Regions from separate parts of the Homo sapiens genome. Here region 2 is linked to region 1. The links are chromatin loops, found by intact Hi-C in ENCODE. Cell type or tissue: heart left ventricle. All regions are shown on one strand. Links, peaks and the distances in the headings refer to the core of each region. The heading gives the core; the rest is flanking DNA. Region 1 has its middle 60 kb from the start of LINC00700. Region 2 has its middle 120 kb from the start of LINC00700.

Region 1 (10,290 bases), core at 4,445-6,944:
ATTACAAAGAAGATATGACACTTCTGTGATTAAAACAATTAAATCTCTTTTAATATTCTCTGGTAAATATTTAGCTCAGAAACCTTAACTTTTCAACTAATTTAATTTTTCAACTAATATTAAAATTAATTAATTTTTCAACCAATATTATTTTTTCAACTAATATTAACCTTAATTTTTCAACTAATATTAAAAAATGTTTATAATTAGAGAGCTGTGTCTTTTATTATTTGAAAATCCCAATTTATTATTTTTTTTGCTTCCTTGTAATTAAATTATCAGGTAAATGCTAGTCCTTAAATGTCTGTCCTGATTCCCTGCCTTATTGAATTGAACTAAATGGACTCATTTTTTGCTTCCGTCGGCTGTAGTGATGATTTCCTGATATTTGCAGATGACACAACTCAGGAAGATTTGCAAGGGGCATTCCTTGTTGCTTATGACCAAGTAAGTGATGTTCCACAGGAAGCAGTGTTGTTTTCTATTTGTTGTACATCTAAACTTTTGCTAGAGCGTGGCTGCCTCATGTCTGGCACAGGTGTGTTGTGACGGCTGAGAAGGTGGCTCTGGAGCCAAGAGGATGGGGCTGGAATCCTAGTTCTACCATTTACTCATGGAAGGACTTTCAGCCAGGCACCCAACCTCCGTGCCTCAGCTCCCTGCTCTGAAAATGAGGCTGCAGACATGTGGATTCATGAGGCTTTCATGAGAATTCAGTCAGGATACAACATATCATGGAAAACACTGCCACAAAATTGTTAGATATTAGTATTTGCTGTCACTGAGTCATGTTAGAGTGTAGCCGACAGAAAGAAACACCCCATTCCTAGATTCTGTTCACCTTGGCTGATAAAGAATGAGTGAAGTCATCTGAACAAGAGGAACTTAAGATGTTAGTTGCATATTTCTGAAGTCAATGAATTCCTTAAATAAGAACAGCTCTTCCCCAGTTGTAGAAGGCAGTAGGTTGGATTCTCTGAGTTTTTTTAAACATTTCATTTTACACAGTGCTCTTTCACTGGCGTGAAGTCTGTCAGAAATAACAGAGATGATGATAGATTTCTGTTGACATATGTTGATTGGATTGTTGTGTGTAAAAACCCGGAAAGAAATGCACAATCTAAATATTTTTAGTTAAAAGCATTCATGTTTGTTGCAGTGTTGTTGTGGTAAAAACAGCAGGCAAATGTAAAAATAAAATAGTGACAATTTGACAAAACCTTATACTTTGCAGCATTTCTAAAGTATTATTTTGGTCGAAATAGAGTTGAAATAATAAAGTCCCATGCTGGAAATGTGGTAAGGTTGAGTTTATAATAGTTGACATCCACCCATAAGGAAAGAAATTCAGGTTCAATAACCCAGAAGTGTTCATTCCATAAGCCGGAGTCCTGACTGAAGCTCTGTTGTTCAACCAGGTTGAAGGATGCAGACAGCTCTGGATGTTTGGAGTGGGTCAAGAGTTTGGAAGGCCAGGAGGAAGTCTCATATGACTGGTGTAATCCAACACAATTAGAGTAGGAGTTGGAACGGAGTGCTCACACCCTCCAGCAAATATTCTTTGTTAGAGCTGGGGTAGTAGCAGATGGACATGAGACCTGTGCTATATCCAACAGGCAATGCTGCCTAGAACCTGTGGATGGTTGAGAAACACGTGGTGTGGCCATAGCACAAAAGCAAGATGGGAACACACATAGATATTTAGTACCAAGGTCAAGGTGAGCTTGGCAAGTGAGGAAGATGTTGGAAATATTTTTATCCTCCTAGCTCAGGGAGCAATCCAGCTCTCTATGGCTCTGTTGGACGAGGAAGGTGAAAACGATTTGTAGCTCTTTCAAGAGCGGCTGCTCTGTGTGCAGGCCCTCCAGATGTGGCCACTGATTAGCCTGCAGCTGATCCAGCAACCTCACCGAAGATGGGATCAGCTAAATGCACAACTTCACATTCCAGAGAAAATCAGAGGCAGAAAAAAAGAATGAAAGCTTCCCACTCATTTTTTTTTAACCTTTCATGTTGTCTCAACATGAGATAATTACAGGAGAATTGAGGTGATTTGTTATTTATAGAAGTATTCATGGTTTTATTCACCGCTCTTGGGACTGAAAGTATTATGCCCAAGTGAACAGTCCTTTAAAAACACTCAGCAACAATAACAAGTCTCTCAAGGTTATGCCCTAGCCTGTTTTTTACCCTTTATGTCATTTGTAACAACTATGGTCTCTGACATTTAGTTAATTAAATTTGCCCACAGTGTCTGACTTGGTTGTGCAGCTCCTCTAAGAATGTAATTTTTGAAGGTGGCAAGAAGAATGGTTAACCTTGATGAGTCGGTTAGCCACGGTAGCATGCTATTCAAGATGAGGGGAAAAATTAGAATCCTCGTACAACCTACAAATAAAAAGCCTCTGGAGAAAGCACAGATGTGGAATACTTATGATCTAGGCGAGGCTTAAAAAACAAGATAGCAAAAGAAATCAAACGCCTGCACAATTGCAAAACGTGCCCTATGCCAGTCAGGGATCGCTATTCACATTAGTTTAATGTACCACCTTTTTCTCTGAATAAGTTTTGCATACATGATTTTTAAATTATGGCTGTTTGAAAGATTTCCTTTGACTTGTGTTTAAGAAGTGTTCAATTTGTGTTGGAAGTTTTTATAAAAAGAAGGTGGTGACCTGCATCGGGGGCCCGTGCAGTTGGTGAGGACTGAGATGATCATGGGAAAGGTTTAAATATTGAATAACTAGGATGTCCTGATGGATTGGGAATGCGTAAGGGAACAAGAGAAAATTCATGAATTTTCTGAAGCCATCAAAGATGTTGGCTTGAACAATTGGAAGAATGGGCGTATCAACAACTGGAATGGGGAGGAGGGTAGGGGCACCGGATTCGAGCAGCAGGGTCTCATTTTTGAGCACATTCAGCTTGGGGTATCTAGGACACATCAGAATGAAGAACCAAGCAGGCCGCTGGATATATAAGGATGGACTGGGAAGTCTTTCAATATCTGGATGAAAAGCCTGGCTCTTGGTTAAAAACCTATGTGTGGTTTTCAGCCCTAACCCTGTGTGATGACAAAGGTTTTCCTGGAAGACTTCTTGGAGATGCTACCGTCCCCACAACAGACTCGGGGCACAGCCAAGCCCTGGGGTCCACCGCGGATGGAGCCGGCAGGTAAGGATCAGGCCCGCTGGCGGCCGCGCTCCTATCCGCACCCCTTATCCGCACCCCTTATCCGCGCCCCTTATCCACACCCGTTATCCGCACCCCTTATCTGCACTCCTTATCCGCATCCCCTATCCGCACCCCCTATCCGCACCCCTGGCCCAACACCTCCACTCCGAGGCCTCTTCAGGGGGTCCTTTCCCAGCGCGTCTCCTCTCCCTCCCTGGGACTCCCAGAGCCATAAAATCAGGCCCCGTCCTTAGGGCTCCGTCCCCAGTTCCGTGACCGGCCCTCTGCTCTGTGCTGACACCCAGCACCCTCCCCGGCCTCTGCTCCGAGGGGAAAATAAAACAGGGGCCTTCAGGCCTCACCGCTGGCTCACTCCATCGCAGCAAATCGACCGAGGGTCCTCTGCTGCGTCCTTGCGGCCTGTTGTCTTACTCAGCGGCCCTGACACCCGGCATTTATTTAAAGCCTCGAGGCTGGATGCGGTTGCGACAGCAGGGCGTGTTCAGAGGAAAGAAGGGGCTGGAGCCCGGGCACTCGGGTTAGGCAACGTCAAGGGGCTCGGGAGGAGAGTGGGCTCCGCCAAGGCGGTGGCTGCAGGGGCCACGTGTGGCCTCTTGGAACACGGAGGAAGGAAGCGCTGAAGGACGTAAGGACTGTCTGTAAAATCCTCCCTGACAAGGGAGGTCAGGGTCGGGATGTCCCCTTGGACGTGGCGATGCGGAGGCCTGAGTGACCTCAGGAGAGGGGCTAGGTGGAGATGACGCTCACGGAGGGTGACTCGGGAGACAAACCGCAGACAGTAGGTGCAGGTGGCCCTGAGAGGCGTCCTGCACAGCACAGCAAAAGCCAGGGTCCTAGTTAGTGGGCGAAGTGAGTTCCAGACTTTGGGAAAATAATCGCGTTTTGTACTGCTGTAAATGAGCGGAAGAAAGGGAGAGGCCGGGCGCGGTGGCTGAGGCCTGTACTCCCAGCACTTTGGGAGGCCGTGGCGGGTGGATCTCGAGGTCAGGAGATCAAGACCAGCCTGGCCAAGATGGCGAAACCCCTTCTCTAGTAAAAACACAAAATTAGTTAGGCATGGCGGCATGCACCTGTAATCCCAGCTACTCGGGAGGCTGAGGCGGGAGAACTGCTTGAACCCGGGAAGCGGAGGTTGCAGTGAGCTGAGATCGCGCCACTGCACTCCAGCCTGGGAGACAGAGTGAGACTCCTTCTCAAAAAAAAAAAAAAAAAAAAAAAAAGTTGGGGTGAAACGGTGATGAATAAGATGGCGCGTCGCAGGACGACGTGCTGGAGAAACTAGAGCTGCTGGGAGGAGAGGAGGATGTGGTCTGGGTCATCCCAGGTGATTTCATTTTCAGAACAATCCTGCTCGCACACTCTCAATCATCTGGATGGCCATCATTGAAAATGACTGATTCCAAATGTGTTTTTTAGTTTCTATTAACAACTGCATATAAATGATGCGCTAAAATGATCCTTTAAATCTGTCAGCTCTTCAAGGTCAAATCTCGCCCTGAAATTATTTTCTAGTGTTCAGGGCAATTAATAGATCATTAACAGAACTGTTGCTTAATACATATTTCTTGAATTTTATCATTTATTCTCCTGAAAGAAACATCACCTGACAATCGTAATTTTGTACAATGAATTTGGAATCTGGTGAGTTATTAAAAATAAATTTTAGATGGGCAATGTTGAGTCCTGGTGTACATGGGGGCAGCTGAGTTGCTGGAACACAAGAGCCACTGAAGGAAGAGGTGTCCCAGCCAAAGATAGGAGTAGGCGAGAAGCCTCGGTGCAGCCTAAATGTGAGGGGTGAGATGAGCTACCCAGACCAGCTATGATGCTAATAGGAGATGATGTCTGAATTTTAAATTCCTAGCCCTAGCCAAATATGTTGGCATTTTTAACCAACAGCTTTGAATTGGAATCTTACTGGAGAATAAGAATGAGAGGGCATTCACTGTCTGATGCAGAGTGTTGAAGTGGGATTATCACAGAGGGGAAGGTGAAACTCAAGTTAATGAAACTGCTATGTTGGTTTTTAAAGCAATTAGGAAAGATTTCCATTTCTAGAAATAAGGCAGGGCAAATATTTTGAAAAGAATACCTGCTACAGTTACTCCTTTCTGTAGATAACGCAACTCAATAAACGTCATCTAAAATTGGAGCAAGAAATGAAATCGGAAGCTGGCATTGCCAGAGGGTAAATGTTTATTACAGGCATTTGAGATATCTGATATGGAGGAGAAAGGAATGCTAAGCTGTGGGCCTGACTTGAACTGGGCAGGGAGGGAGGAGGTGAATCCATGATTCTTACTTTAATCTGGGACATTCAGAATATTTATATCCTTACTGAAAAGATCAACTAGAAATAATGTGTTGAGACAAAATGAACCTGAAAAGAAATAAGTTGTCCTTTGCAAGCTGTGAAAAATTAGTAGTGATAGCAATAGTACAGCTATGTCCTCATAAAGTGTATTTTTTGTTATAGAGCCAATATTTATTCCTGAAAAGGTGAGATTCTGCATGAATATGTTGAGGGGCTTTTTCCTATCATTTTAAATGTGAAATTATGATACATTGCATATAAACCTAAACCCCTAATGACTGACGTACAGTATAAATGAAATTCAATAAACCAGCCATACATAACCAGCAATTATTTTAGGAGATAAGATGCTTAAAATATCTTCTTAATCATTTAAAACATATATTTTGCTAACAAACAGTTGCTTGTTGTGCAAGAACATGGTCTCTCAGCATCACCAAAATTCAAGAGACATAATCCTTAGTGGACATTTAACTAGCTTCTCCAAATGTAAAAGCATGATTGCAATGTTCGGCCAATTTTATTTTTAATATACCTCAAGATATTTCTCACATTTCATCATGTTAGTAATGTACTGAGTTTAGGAGATGTAAATATATTTTTTCTATAAAACAGGCCAAAATAATTTATTAAGAGGAATTTTTTTCATAAAGTTTTGAAATTAACATAGTGATATTCTACCAATATTATATTCACTAGGAAGATAATCTGCAAGACATGTTTGTTATATGAATACATAACTTTATGCTGGGCGTGGTGGCTCACGCCTGTAATCCCAGCACTTTGGGAGGCCGAGGCTGGCAGATCACCTGAGGTCAGGAGTTCGAGACCAGCCTGACCAGTGTGATGAAACCCCGTCTCTACTAAAAATGCAAAAATTAGCCAGGAGTGGGGGCATGCGCCTGTAATCCCAGCTACTCAGGAGGCTGAGACAGGAGAATTGCTTGAACCCTGGAGGCAGAGGTTGCAATGACCTGAGATAGTGCCATTGCACTATAGCCTGGGCAACAAGAGCAAAACTCCATCTTATAAAAAAAAAAAAAAGAAAGAAATACATAACTTTAGGACAACTCTGACTTGGGTCAGCAGCTCCAATTTATATGATCTACACAGGACCAGCCAGTGGATGATTCCGTGAAACAGAAACCACCACTTTGGGAGTTGAAAGAAGAAATCTAATGTATCCTGCTGTTCTGAAACCATCACTTCCTATTGACAGGTTTTTGGATTTAGCTGACGGTAGGTATGGAGTTTTTTTTTATTTTAATTTGGAATGACATGAAAACGAATACTGTGGACTGCATTTTATGTGCTCATTTGCCCCCTGTTTATCCTCCCCAGTGAGGTGTTTGTTCAGAACTTTTGCCCATTTTTAATTGAGTTGTTTGTCTTCTTATTGCTCAGTTTGGATTGCTATTTGTATCGTGTGGATTCCAGTCCTTTATCAGATATGTGTTTTACAAATATTTTTCCAGTCAGTGGCTTGTCTTTTCATTCTCTTGGCAGTGTTTTTACTGAGCAGAAGTTTACGATTTTAGAAAAGGACAGTTTGTCATTTTTTTTCTTTTGTGGATCACGCCTTTGGTGTTGGATCTAGAAACTCATGACCAAAGCAAGATCTTATGGATACTCTGTTAAGTTTTCTTTTGAATGTTTTATTGTTCTGTATTTTATTTTTAGGCCTATAACACATTTTGATATTATTTTGAAATATGAATGTTCTAGTTTTGCATTTTTCTCATATGAACATTCAATTTTCCCAGGACCATTTTGTTGAAAGACGAACCATTCTCTGTTGAATTACCTGTGCTCTTTGCTCTTTTGTCAAAGAGCTCTTGACTGTGTTAGCGTGATTTACTTCTGGGCTCTGAGTTCTGTTCTGTTGGTCAATTTGTCTGTTCTTTCACCAATGCCAAGCTGTCTTGATTACTGCAGGTTTACTCTAAGTCTTAAAGTTGGTTGCTTGGTGTTGTTTCTCTGACTTTGTTCTTTTCCTTCAATATTCTGTTCGCGATTATGGGCCTTTTGATTTTCTATGTAAACTTCAGAATCAGTTTGATGATATCCAAAAAATAACTCACTTGGACTTTGATTGAGATTGCACTGAGTCTATCCATCAAATTTGGAAGAACTGACATCTTAACAAAAAATCTTCCTGTCCATGAAAATAGAGTATCTCTCCATTTATTTAGATTTTCTTTATTGTTTTCTATCAGAGTTTTATAGTTTTTAGATACAGATCTTGTACATAATCCATTCGATTTATACATGTGTATCTCATTTTTCTGCTATTGTAATTGATATTGTGATTTTAATTTCAAATTGCAAATGCTCATATTGATGATAGACGGAAGAGCAAGTGACTTATGTATGTTAACCTTGTATCCTATAACATTATTATATTATTTATTAGACCAGGAATTGTTATTGTTTTGGTCAGTTCTTTGGGAGTTCCTACATAAACCATCGTATAATCTGTGAACAAATACAGTTTAATTTCTTTTTTACAGTGTGTGTGGCTTTCTTTTCTTGAGGCCCTAGACAGGACGTTCAGTAGGATGTTGAGTAATAACCACAGGAAGAAACCCCTTTGCCTGGGTCCCCGTCATAAGGGGAAGATGGTCCATTTCTCAGCTCCTGATGCGATGCTGGCTGTAGGTGTTTGTAGCTGTTCTTCATCAAGTTGATGAAGTATCCCTCTGTTTCTAGTTGGCTCAGAGTTGTTTCATTCAGGGTGTTGAATTTTGTCAAATGCTTTTTCTGCATTTATTGGTATGACTGTATAGTTATTCTTATTTAGCCTGTTGGTGTGGTGGATTACAATAAGTGAGGTTTTTTGTTTCATTGTTTGTTTGTTTTTGAGCCAGAGTCTTACTCTGTCTCCTAGGCTGGAGTGCAGTGGTGTGATCTCAGCTCACTGCAACTTCTGCCCCCTGGGCCCAAGCAATTCTCCCACATCGACCTTCCCACATCAGCCTCCAGAGTAACTAGGGCTACAGACACATATCACAGCACCCGGCTAATTTTTTTTTTTTTTTCTAGAGACTGGGTTTCCCCATGTTGCCCAGGCTGGCCTTGTACTCCTGGCCTCAAGCGATCTTCCTGCCTTGGCCTCCCAAAGTGCTGGGATTACAGGTGTGAGCCACTGCGTAAGCCACATTAAGTGAGTCTTAAGTGTGGAATGTGCCTGCATATGTGGAAAAGAGTCTCACTTGGCTGTGGTTTGTAATTCATTTTATTTATTGTTGGGTTTTATTTGCTGTCACTGTGTTTGAGGACTTTCATACCTATGTTCATAATAGATTTTGGTTTGTATTTTTCCTCACTTTCAACCTCTTTACCTGGTTTTCACTTTTGAGTAATGCTGGACTCATGAAATTAGTTAGGACGTGTTCTTCAGTTCCTATTTTTTGGAACATATCATAGAGAATTGGTATCATTTTTTCTTAAACATGTGGTAGTGTTCTGTTTTGGAAAGTTATTGCTTATTGATTCAATTTCTGAAATAGATATAGTCTCATTCATTTTATTCAGTTCTCCTTGTGTGAGTTTTGGCAGTTTGCCTTTTTTTTAGGAATTGATCCATTTTATTTGTTGCTAAATTTGTGGGCATACGGCGATTCATAATATTCCTTTATTTCCTTTTATTGTTCATTCGTAGTAATGTCCCTTCTTTCATTCTGGCATTTGTAATTTGAGTATTTTTTTTTCTTTTACTTGGTTAGCCAGGTTAGAAGTATATCATTTTAAAAATCATTTCAGAGAACCTGCTTTTGGTTTTCTTAATTTTTGCTATTAATTTCCTGGCTTCAGTTTCATTGATTTCTAATCTGATTTTTATTTTTTTCTTTTCTTCTCGTTATTTTAAGCTTTAATTGTTTTTTCTCTAGTTTCTTGAAGTGCAAGCTTAGATTTCAGATCTTTTTGTTTCTAATCATGCTTTTCTAATACATGTATTTCTTTGTAGGTATCACTTTACCTTATCCCATAAAATTTGATTAGAAAGTTGTGTTTTGACTTTTATTTAGTTCAAAATGTTTTTAAAACTTTCCTCAGACTTTTTTTTGACACATGCATCAGTGAGAAATATGCTTTTTAATTTTGAACTGGTGGGGGTGGTTCAAGTATCTTGTTGTTATTGATTTATAGTGTAATTTCATTGTGGTCTGAGAATGCATTTTGTCTGTTTTCTTTCTGCAAGTTTGCTAAGGTGTGTCTCATCACCCAAAATGTGCATAGTCTTGGTAAATGTTCCAGGTGACCTTGAGAAGAATGTATTTTCTGCTATTTGTTGAGTGGAGTGTTCTATCTTCTGCCTAGAAGTGTCATATAGGTCAAGTTAATCCCCATTGTTGTTCAGATTAACTATATTTCTATTAATGTTCTGCTTGTTAGATCCACCAAGTCCTGAAAAGCAGGCATTGAAGTCTCCAGCTGTAACTGGTTATTTTTTGTTTCTCCTTGCAGTTCTACTAGGTTGCCTGTTTTATGATACTTTGTTGTTAAAGACATGCTTGTTAAAGATTGTTATATCTTCTTGGAGAATTAACCACTTTATTACTCTGTAATGTCCATCTTTGTCCCTGATAATTTTCCTTGCTCTGAAGTCTGTTTTGAATGGAATTACTAAAGTTGTTTGAGCTTTGTTTTGATTATTGTTAGCATTGCTATATCTTTCTTCATCCCTTTAATTTTAATGTGTTAGTGTCTTTATGTTTAAATTGAGTTTCCTATAGAAAACTATCCTTTTGTTGTTGTTTAAAATCCATTTTCCTTTGTAG
Region 2 (10,290 bases), core at 4,831-7,330, 59 kb before region 1:
TCAAAATTTATCGATTAAAATCAGTCCTATCAGTAGCTCACTTTTTTCTTTGGTGGATGGTTTACTAGGAAGGCATCGAATAGAGGATAATGGGGTGTCCTTTTCTTGTATTTTCCCTGCTGCCATTGGCTGGCTGTGTGCCTGGGTTTACATCTAACCAGCCCACCTCAGGATCTTTCCATATTGACCTTTCCATAGCCAGTAATCGACCTTCCCTTTGGTGTTGGATACAGCATTTATTCTAGTACATCTTTTATTGTAATTGCTCATTAGATGATATTTTCCCTGTTGAGGATTAAGTTTTGTCCCAGAATGACTTACTCTCTCCCCAAAGAACTGACAAAAGAGGTGAAACAATCACGCAGATGAACAGTCATTTGACAGCTTTTCCTCGGACAGCTCCCCAATCCTCCCTTGCCCACCCAGGAGGGGCTGTGGTTCTCCTGGTCCTCCTCAGCGCAGCTCTCAGCCTGCTCACTGTCCCTCAGTGGATTCTGCTCCTCTTCCTCTATTCTCAGGTTGTGGGATTTTAATGTTTGTATGACAGTGGGCTGAATGATAGATATTCTCTGCAAAATCTTATCTTTTTCTACATTTTTTCCGTCTCTTAAAAAGATAATATTTTCCTCCACATTTTATATGTTTCTCAAAATATTTGCCGTTTCAAAAATTTATCATATAATCTCAGGGGAAAGATAGGGGATAAAGCATAATATTTACTGTACCAGACACATCCACCTCCAGTTAGAGCTCCATGACTACCTCTGCTTCTGCTCCTCGACCTTTGCCATCAGATTTTCCCAACAACCCATTCAAGGATACTGTTTCCTCTCATTTTCTTCCTTCCTTCCTTCCTTTCTTCCTTCCTTCCTTCCTTCTTCCTTCCTTCCTTCCTTCCTGTTGTACTTCCCTTTCTATTCTTAAACTTCCCATCTGTTTATATTTATTGTGCAGTTCTTTTATTCATTTACTAAAATAATTTTCCATAGATTTTTGTTGTTATTGATTTAAGTCCCAATCTAGAATTCCTGCATTTGCCTGTCTCTGGGTTTTGCTCAGTCCTGTCTTGGTAGATGTCAAATTTCCTTGCTTCTTCAAGTATCAACTAATTTTTTTATTGGATTTCAGGTATATTGTGTAAAACGTCCAGAAGATAATTAGATGCATCATTTTTACACCCAGAAAGCTCCATGCCTCTTGTGTCAGGAGGCCAATTTGGGTCTTGGGTCAATCTACTCTGTGGCTGAGTTCAATCTGGGATTTATTTTTCCTAACTAGAGTCAATTCGCTCTGAGGTGCTAATAATTTGAGAGCAGTGTGAGAAGAGTTTTTGAGGAGGTGAGTGCCTAGGAGTCTTTGTTCTTCTCAATGTCTTAGTCTTTCCCCCAGACTTGAGCAGGACCAGCCCTGGGGTTCTCTGCTCCCCTGCTCCGCCTGAAGCTTTTTATGAGCATAAAGGTGAGACCCATCGGTAAGGACAGGCAGGTGAAAGCCAACCCTTCATGGGGTTCCTCGCGGCTTTCACCCACCATTCCAGTGGGTACTTGGCCCTAAAGTCCATGGAAATTCAGCTGCCATGTTCTTACCTGCCCCTTCCTCCACGGAGGGCAGCTCCCTCCCTGATCTGTGATTCCAGTGAAGATAAAAGTCACTGAGCATCTCCTCTTCCAAGGAGGAGACTCATCTTCCCGGCCCACTGGGTTTCTCTGCCTCCTCCACTCTCGGATGGGCATCGAGGCCTTCTCACTCTGGAGAGTCTTTGAGTGGTGTCTGTTGTCATGGCAATGTGATGCTTTATTTCAACTTTCTGTGTCTTGAGCAGAAATAAAGAATTTAATACATTTGTAAAGAATTATCAAACAAAAAGGAAATAACCAATAACAACTAGCCACATGTCTACCAATATGTCACTGTCAAGTACCCCTCTTGAGTTTTAAATAGCAGGTAAGTGTAGAAACTTTTTTTTTGAGATGGAGTCTCACTCTGTCACCCAGGCTGGAGTGCAGTGGCACAATCTGGGCTCACTGCAACCTCTGCCTCCTGAGTTCAAGAGATTCTCCTGCCTCAGCCTCCCAAGTAGCTGGGATTACAGGCATGTGCCACCACACCCAGCTAATTTTTGTATTTTTGTAGAGACGGGTTTCACCATGTTGGCCAGGCTGGTCTTGAACTCCTGACCTCAGGCGATCCACCCACCTCAACCTCCCAAAGTGCTGGGATTACAGGAGTGAGCCAGAGTGCCCAGCTAGAACTTACATCGAAGAGCAGCTGGCCTGTCCCTGGCACCTGCTCTCTGATCGCTACTCTTCGACCTCTCTCTTCTTGCATTTTGGTCACCACCATAGGGACGAGCCCATCTCTTGGTTTCAGGGTGCTCTGCAGCTTATTGCAGTCTTAGGTGGAATGCCACATTTGAGTATGACATGAGTTGCTATCTCACCCTCCTCTTGAACTCCGCCTCCCCACATTTCTCCAGAAAAGTAGATCCACACACGCAGGGTTTTTGGATAGAATATCAACATTACCTGAGGACCAGAGCAGGCGCTTTATAAAGGATGCTGCACAGGCAACGGAGGCTCCTTCAGGCGTGCTGCTGTCCTTGGAGGACTTGCTTTGCCCATCACTGGCCTCCTGTCCCCATGTGCAGCACTCAGCTTCATTGCCAACACTCTCCCTCCTGTGAATTTCCCCCAAGAATTCTCTATTCTAATCCATTAATTATGCAGAATTGCTTCTTTCTGTTCTATGAAATATAGCTGTAGCCTAAACAAAATATCTCTCCAACACAGAAATGACCTTACCAGAGGCTTAGAAAGTAAGACTACCTCGAAGTTGTTACATTTAAAATGTACTAGTGTTGCTTTCATTAATATACTTATGCTTTTTGATCTATTTTCTCATATCTCTATGTACACATGTCCTCAATGCAGGATATTCAGACATGATGATGATGTTTGTGGATATAGAATAGATTAGAATGCCTTACAAATCTTTTTAAAATTGTTGTTTGTATAATTTTAGGGGGTACAGGTACAATTTTGTTGCAAGCACAGATTGCATAGTGGTGATGTCAGGGTGTTTACGATATCCATCATCCAAATAACATATATTGTACCTATTAAGTCATTTCTCTTGGAATTCTCACTGAACCACAACTATACTGGATGGTTATGAAAGGCCGCCCCCAGTGGCTAGATAATGTTGAGAGAATCACACCAAATATCAAAAGAATTAGAACTCTTTTATGTTAAAAGTTAATCTAAATGTAGCATTCTACTCCCTGTTTTAAACTTAATTTTACATGAAATGTTAATTTTATATATATATGTGTATATATACACATATATGTATGTGTGTATGCATGTGTATCCCATTTATGCATACAATATGTGTTGTCCTGTGGGCTCCAGAATCTTCTGAAACATAATTGCATATATTTACAATTTTCGGAGAAACACAGGGACATGTTTTTCACGTCTTCCCTGACTTACCGCGTTGCATGTAACGATTCAAGACTGCAGCCTACAGTGCCTCTCCTCCACATTCCTCTGGAATTTTGTATTTTATTAAATCCTACCCTTGAACACTCAGCAAGTGGCCCCCTTACCAATGTTTTGCCCATCCTATCCAGAGATCACAGATGGAGATTTCAATCCAGGTCTTATTTTCGCTGTGCTTGCCGTGTTTAGTGCCCTCCCTAAGCGGCTGCCAGCGAGGCACCTGGCCCAGCTGAGATGGATGTCCTCTCCCCAGCACGAGGTTGCATGGGACGCCTCTGCCCACCTGACCTCAGACTAATTGTACAATTAGTGCTGTAATATAAAGTCTCTGAGTGAACACAAGTTCCCTCTTGCCATGATTAACTCCTGGGCTCCGAGGCAGCAGGAACCATTCACAAAGTGCAAACTAATTAATGTTGGAGGACACAAGTGAGGACAAGGGAGGTCATGGAGCTGGAGGCTCGCGACAGAGCCGATGGCAACAGAAATCAAAGTGCAGCTACAGCAGTCGCAATGGAAATTTTTTCAAACTGAATTTTATTATTTTCTCTTCATTTCTCTTATTATTTTCTCTTGACTTTGCATACAGGAGGCTGGGGGATATAGAAAAGAAAGACATTGTTATAATGATGCAGCTCTGAACAGCTTATCTGCTGTATGTTTCAATATACTTAATAAAAATTAATACTTAATTTAATTAATAATATTAAAAAATAAGCATTTTGAAACATACAGCAGATAAGCTGTTCAGAGGGCCACAGCCTCAATGGCTGGAGGAATCCTGTGACCGGGAAAGTCTATGTTTTCACCAATCTTCGTTAGCCAGTCGTAGGAAGCACGGCTGATATGGGCTTGGGGATTAAAAGTTACTGTTCTGGCCATGTTGCCATCAACTCCCAATATATGACACATGGGAAGATTAAAACATAAACACAAGCAGCAAAAGTGAAATAAAAATACCAGTAAAAAACAATGATGCTTTTCCTATAGTTTATGAAACTGAGTGAAGACAAAGATCTCTCTAGAATCAAAAAGTGGTACCTTAAAATTCTCCTATTTAATCCTACCATAGGCAAATCTGAAAAAAAAATTGCTCCTTGATCTTTGTGACTTTTTACTGATAAGAATTATTGCTAAGTGGCAAAAATCAAAAACAAACAAAAAATCACCATAGTATACGCCATAGTATACACCGTAGTATACACTGTAGTATACACCATAGTATACACCACAATATACACCACAGTATACACCATAGTATACACCGTAGTACACACCCTAGAATACACCATAGTATACACTGTAGTATATACACCACAGTATACATCATAGTATATACCATGGTATTCACCATAGTGTACACCATAGTATACACAGTATACACTGTAGTACACACCATAGTACACACCATAGTATGCAACACAGTATACATCACAGTATACACCATAGTATACACCATAGTACACACCATAGTATACACAGTAGTATACACCATAGTATACACCATAGTATACACCATAGTATGCACCGTAGTAGACAACATAGTACACACCATAGTATACACCACAATATACACCACAGTATACACCATAGTTTACACCATACTATACACCATAGTATATACCATAGCATCCACCATAGTATCCACCATCCTTAGCAGGATGTGTTCCAGAAATTTAAAAATCCATCCTGACATTTTGGTGGAAATCTGTAAGGTGATCTATATTAGGGATAAATCCTAATGATTTGACAGACCAGCTAGAGGAACTTACAGGACACATGGAATGTAATGACCCATGCAGTGGTGAGTGTGACAGTGAAGAATATGAGGATGAAAATCATCCCCACCCCAGGTTGTTGGAGACACTGATCCAAACCGGTGGTGATCGTGATGCATTCGAAGGCTTGCTAGTAAGTCAATGCCTTTGAACCCGGGCATGAGATATCCAGTGATCGAATACTATGTTTTGGATAACAGTTGAATATTTGACATCCAAATTAAATCCACTTTGAGCACGTAAGACTCTCGTGAAGTAGCCAAAGGCAGCACTTGAACCGTTTATAGCACACACACATTAATTTAATCCGTTCTGCAGATCGTAAGGCTCATTAGTATATTACAGGATCCTGGAATCCCTGGGGTGAAGAAATCTCTCATACCTTGTTAAATCCAAAGCTTCCTGCTTTTTTTTTCAATCCACAGGACCCCATTTCAAACGGCATTTTAAAATGGAAAACACTTTAAGGTATGCTGGTTTATGGTGTGCTTATTTACGGGAAAAAAATGCAGCCCTTCAAACAGGGCCAAGGAGTGGCAATGAGTGGTTTTCTCCTCGCAGTATTCTCAAGTTTGGGTTAAGCTGTACTAAGTGAGTTGGACTCTGTCAAGGATTCAGTAAATTCTGCAAGGACATTTTAAAAAAGATTATTCATATGAACCCTCCTCCACTCTAACTTTCCCATGAGAAAGACTAATTCGAAAGGTCAGCTGAGCGCCCCTTCTTATGATAGAACAGACATCTGCAAAGTGGTCACTGACTGTCCCTGGCTCCTGTCCACTCCAGGGCAGAGCAGCTGGACGGAAGTGTGCAGTCTTGGGCAGCAATTTGTTTGTAATCTTTCGATTTATTTGTAATCTTTGGATCATTGTGAGTGCATTAAAAGGCAGCTCAGGGGGTCACAGCCAGATTCAGACATGTGTCTGCTTTACCAACCTTGGGTGGGAAATAAAAGCAGCGCTTTGCTAAATTAAGTTGTAAATGATTCACTGATCCAAAGAGATTATTGTGACAGTCAGACTAAATTTTCCTTCTGGGGAATAAAAACTGACATTGAACAACTTTCCGATGCAGCAGGGAAAATAATCCTGTTCCTACAAGTCCTAAAGTGATAAACTGGGAAGTGTTTTCAAATTTCAGTGTTGTTATTTCGTTGTACCTATATTTTGATTTATTTTTCTTTTAGCTTTTCCTATTTGTAATAATCCCATTTACCTAGCTCAATATGCCCTCAGAGCCCATAAAAACACCCTATGCATTTCATCTGTATTTTAGTTGATAAATTACATATACCTAATGTATCAACTAAAATTAGAATGCATGCACGTAGAAGTATATCTATACGTGTATATACACGTGTGTAAATATGTGTATATATACACACATATAGATACATGTGCATAGATTCTAATATATTGTCTATAATTGTCTATAATTCTTTTGTATTTATATTAAAAGATTGGAGCAAACCTGATTTTATGATTGTCTCAGTTTTTACTTTTTTATTTACTTTCCATTCCATGTGCTGATATCATTTCCCGCCGCCTCAGCACAGTTACATCAATGCAGCCTGCAAGAAGACACACTCCAGGGGTCAGATCATTAGAGGGGCTTTAATCTTGTAGAACAATGTTTCAATACTGTTTACACCAGGGGCTTTCTTGTACAAACCGTCTTTACACAAGACAAGAATAACATAGGAAAGAACTATTTGTCTCTGATCTGTGCAAAGAAGGAGAGCAAACGGGAATCCTCAGGGGCTTTTTCGTCTTTTAAACCTACCAGGAGGAGATTAATCAAAGGTATCTATGCTGTCTGATGTACAATCAGTTACATAGCCGCAGTGCCATTGATCAAGTTATGGTGGAATAACGGAATCCCAGCATCCGAAGCAGCGACATGGTGGGGGCAGAAACCAGCCCCAGCACCGCACGCTGTTCACAGAGCAACATCGGTGAGGAAGCGTGAGTTCACGTGAGTTCACTGCTTCTTCCAGGAAGTCTCCGTTGCCGGCCTTTTATCTATGCAGAGTCTCAGTCTTTTTTTTTTTTTTTTTTTTTTTTTTTGAGACTGAGTCTCGCTCTGTCTCCCAGGTTGGAGTGCAGTGGCGCGATCTCGGCTCACTGCAACCTCCGCATCCCGGGTTCAAGCCATTCTCCTGCCTCAGCCTCTGAGTAGCTGGGAGTACAGGTGCCCACCACCACGCCCGGCTAATTTTTTGTATTTTTAGTAGAGATGGGGTTTCTCAGTCTCATCAGCATTGGTTTGCTTATGATTTAATCCATGTTTTATTGTACATTTCACACATACCAAGCGCTTTTTTATTTAATTAAATGTGATCTTATTTAATACTCACCATGATGAGTGAAATAAGCCTGAGAGTATTTAAAGAGTATTGTGAGCTCTTGCCCTGTCCCAGGCCCCTGTAATAGACATGTCAAAATAGAAGATACTGTATTGTAGGTACTTCCTTCAGCTCTCATAGTAATCAAAGTTCAAGATGTCTTTCTACATAATTCAGTCTATTAAACATGCAGCAAACATTCCGTGGGTAGGGGGCTTAGGAAATGATAGAGATCAACAGTCAGGCTATCCTACTAACTAGTTTGCGTAAGTTTCTTTTGTATTTCTGGTGTCTGCTCCTTCAATTAAAATGTGTTTGTCTTTATGGTTGTGTACCTCCTTATTTTTGGTTCTGTTGTTCTCACTTAAAGATATAGTCACATTTTTTTTTGAGATAAATGTGAAACATAAGAACTCTATTTTTTTTTTTTCAGACACCGTCTGGCTCTCTCACTGAAGCTGGAGTGGCGCGATCTTGGCTCACTGCAACCTCCGCCTCCTGGGTTCAAGCAATTTTTCTGCCTCAGCCTACAGAGTAGCTGGGACTACAGGTGCGTGCCACTACCTCTGGCTAATTTTCGTATTCTCAGTAGAGATGGGGTTTCACCATATTGGCCAGGCTGATCTCGAATTGCTGACATCATGATCCACCAGCCTTGGCCTCCCAAAGTGCTGGGATTACATATCAACTCTATTTTTATGAAAAATAATTGTTCTTGAGATGGTTTCACCCTCTGTCAGTGCAGTGGTGCAATCACAGCTCACTGCAGCCTTGACCTCTCAAGCCCAAGTGATTCTCCTGCCTCAGCCTCTCAAGTAGCTGGGACCACAGGCACACACCACCACACCCAGCTAATTAATTTTTAAATTTAATTATATTTTCTTGTAGAGGCAGGGCCTCATTATGTTACCCAGGCTGGTCTGGAACTCCTGGGCTCAAGGAATCCTCTCAGTTTGGCCTTGCAAAGTTCTGGGATTACAGGCATGAGCCACTGCACCCAGCCTGAAAAGTAATTTCTATATTTAAAAAACATGCAATATCAAATTGAGAGTAATGCATTTTAAATTAGATGCCTTGGATTAGCTGCAAAGGGAATGCATATATCTTATTGGGATTTTTTTTTAATGAAGAGAGAGTAGTTGAGAGAGTGAAAACACATTTCCTGGATTTAATGAAAGAAGAAAAAAACCCCAAAAATAATAATAATAAAAAAAAGTAAGTAGATCTAATTAAAAAAAACCCAGGCCAGGCATGGTGGCTCATGCCTGTAATCCCAGCACTTTGGGAGGCTGAGGCGGGTGGATCACCTGAGGTTGGGAGTAGAGACAGGTCTCTACTAAATATATGAAAAATTAGCTGGGTGTGGTGGTGCATGCCTGTGATCTCAGCTACTCAGGAGGCTGAGGCAGGAGAATTGCTTGAACCCGGGAGGCAGAGGTTATGGTGAGCCGAGATCACACCACTGCACTCCAGCCTGGGTGACAAGAGCGAAACTCTATCTCAAAAACAAACAAACAAACAAAACAAACAAACAAAAAATCCCCGAAGAACAAAAAGTAACAGAGGGTGATCAAGTAATGTCTCAGAGGAATTTGAACCAGAGAAAGTAAAACATGACTTTAATCAGGCAGAAAAACAAAGCAAACAAATAAAGTTATGTCTTAGATATTGAGGCTTTGGTGAGTTGAAGAACAGGTGGGGCTCGTGAACAGTAGCAGACTCAAGGGATGACAAGCACATAAAATAACCCATGGTAGCTGAAGAAGTGGAAACCGCTCAGAGCATCCTAGAATATTTGATGCATTTTTTTCTGGCATTACTGCAGAATACATCCCAATAAGGAAGTATTCAAAGAAAACAAATTTGTAGTATGGTCAACTGTGATACAAATGGATTTTGCCAAAACATGGTCAGTGTGTTTGAAGTTTCTTGCAAGAGAAAAATATAAGAGGCAAAGCCACCCAAAATATTTCTGGTCAGCAGGTGAGTTATGTGGTCCACTGACATGCAGGGAACTCGGGAAACCCTGAAGGATCTCCTGGGATTATGCAGAGGAGAAATGGGGAGAGAAGCTCAGCCAAGACACTCTGCTGGTTAACTTCTGGGTGTGCACGCAAGGGAGGAAGCACAGCTAGCATTTAATCCAGTCTCAAATGAGGCCAAAGGCAGAGGGGAAGGAAGGAAAGTCCAGAAACCAGGGCAGAAGAGTCAGGGTCTCAATACAATGGTTAGAAATGGCAGATCAATAACAGCCATGACTGTGGAGTCCTAATAAGGGAACAGGAGCCAGGCTGGGGGGAGATGGGGAAAGCAAAAAGCAGAAGCAGATATGCTGTAAGCCTGCCTTTCTTCACGGTGCAGGACACACAGCCCTCCTGTGCAAATAACTCACAATCTTCCTGGGCCCAGCTATCCCCAGACCCTGTGCTGATAGAAAAATGCCAGTTAGCTCACTGCAACCTTGGTGTTATTAGTACTGCAAGTGGCTCTCTCCAGCACAAGCACCTTCCTATAAAATCCCCAGCAAGTCTCTGTCCCCTTGCAGCCAGCTCCTCTCTTGCCGACTTGCCCATTGCTTTCTTGCAACGTATTTTCCTACTTTCTCTAATAAATCTGTATTTCTTTACCTACAACTGTCTTGCTAAGTTCTTTTTACTGCCTGAGTCAC

What was found. Hi-C counts contacts between places; a loop is a spot of excess contacts. Peaks named below come from ENCODE experiments on the same cell type or tissue, not always from the same donor. Only the 100,000 strongest peaks of a DNase experiment are listed, where the experiment ranks them.
Region 2: a loop joins it to region 1, with 8 times the contacts of the local background. A loop is called at or near these places in 1 of 110 quality-filtered maps.

What each region holds. Positions count from the first base shown.
Region 1 is chr10:1,949,149-1,959,438 of GRCh38, forward strand. No RefSeq gene overlaps it. Among named protein-coding and RNA genes, the nearest start is that of LINC00700, 60 kb to the right of the region's middle. In heart left ventricle, for the core only: no CTCF peak of the experiment used is centred there; no DNase peak of the experiment used is centred there.
Region 2 is chr10:1,890,259-1,900,548 of GRCh38, forward strand. No RefSeq gene overlaps it. Among named protein-coding and RNA genes, the nearest start is that of LINC00700, 120 kb to the right of the region's middle. In heart left ventricle, for the core only: no CTCF peak of the experiment used is centred there; a DNase peak (open chromatin) is centred at 6,059; H3K27ac peaks cover 771 bases.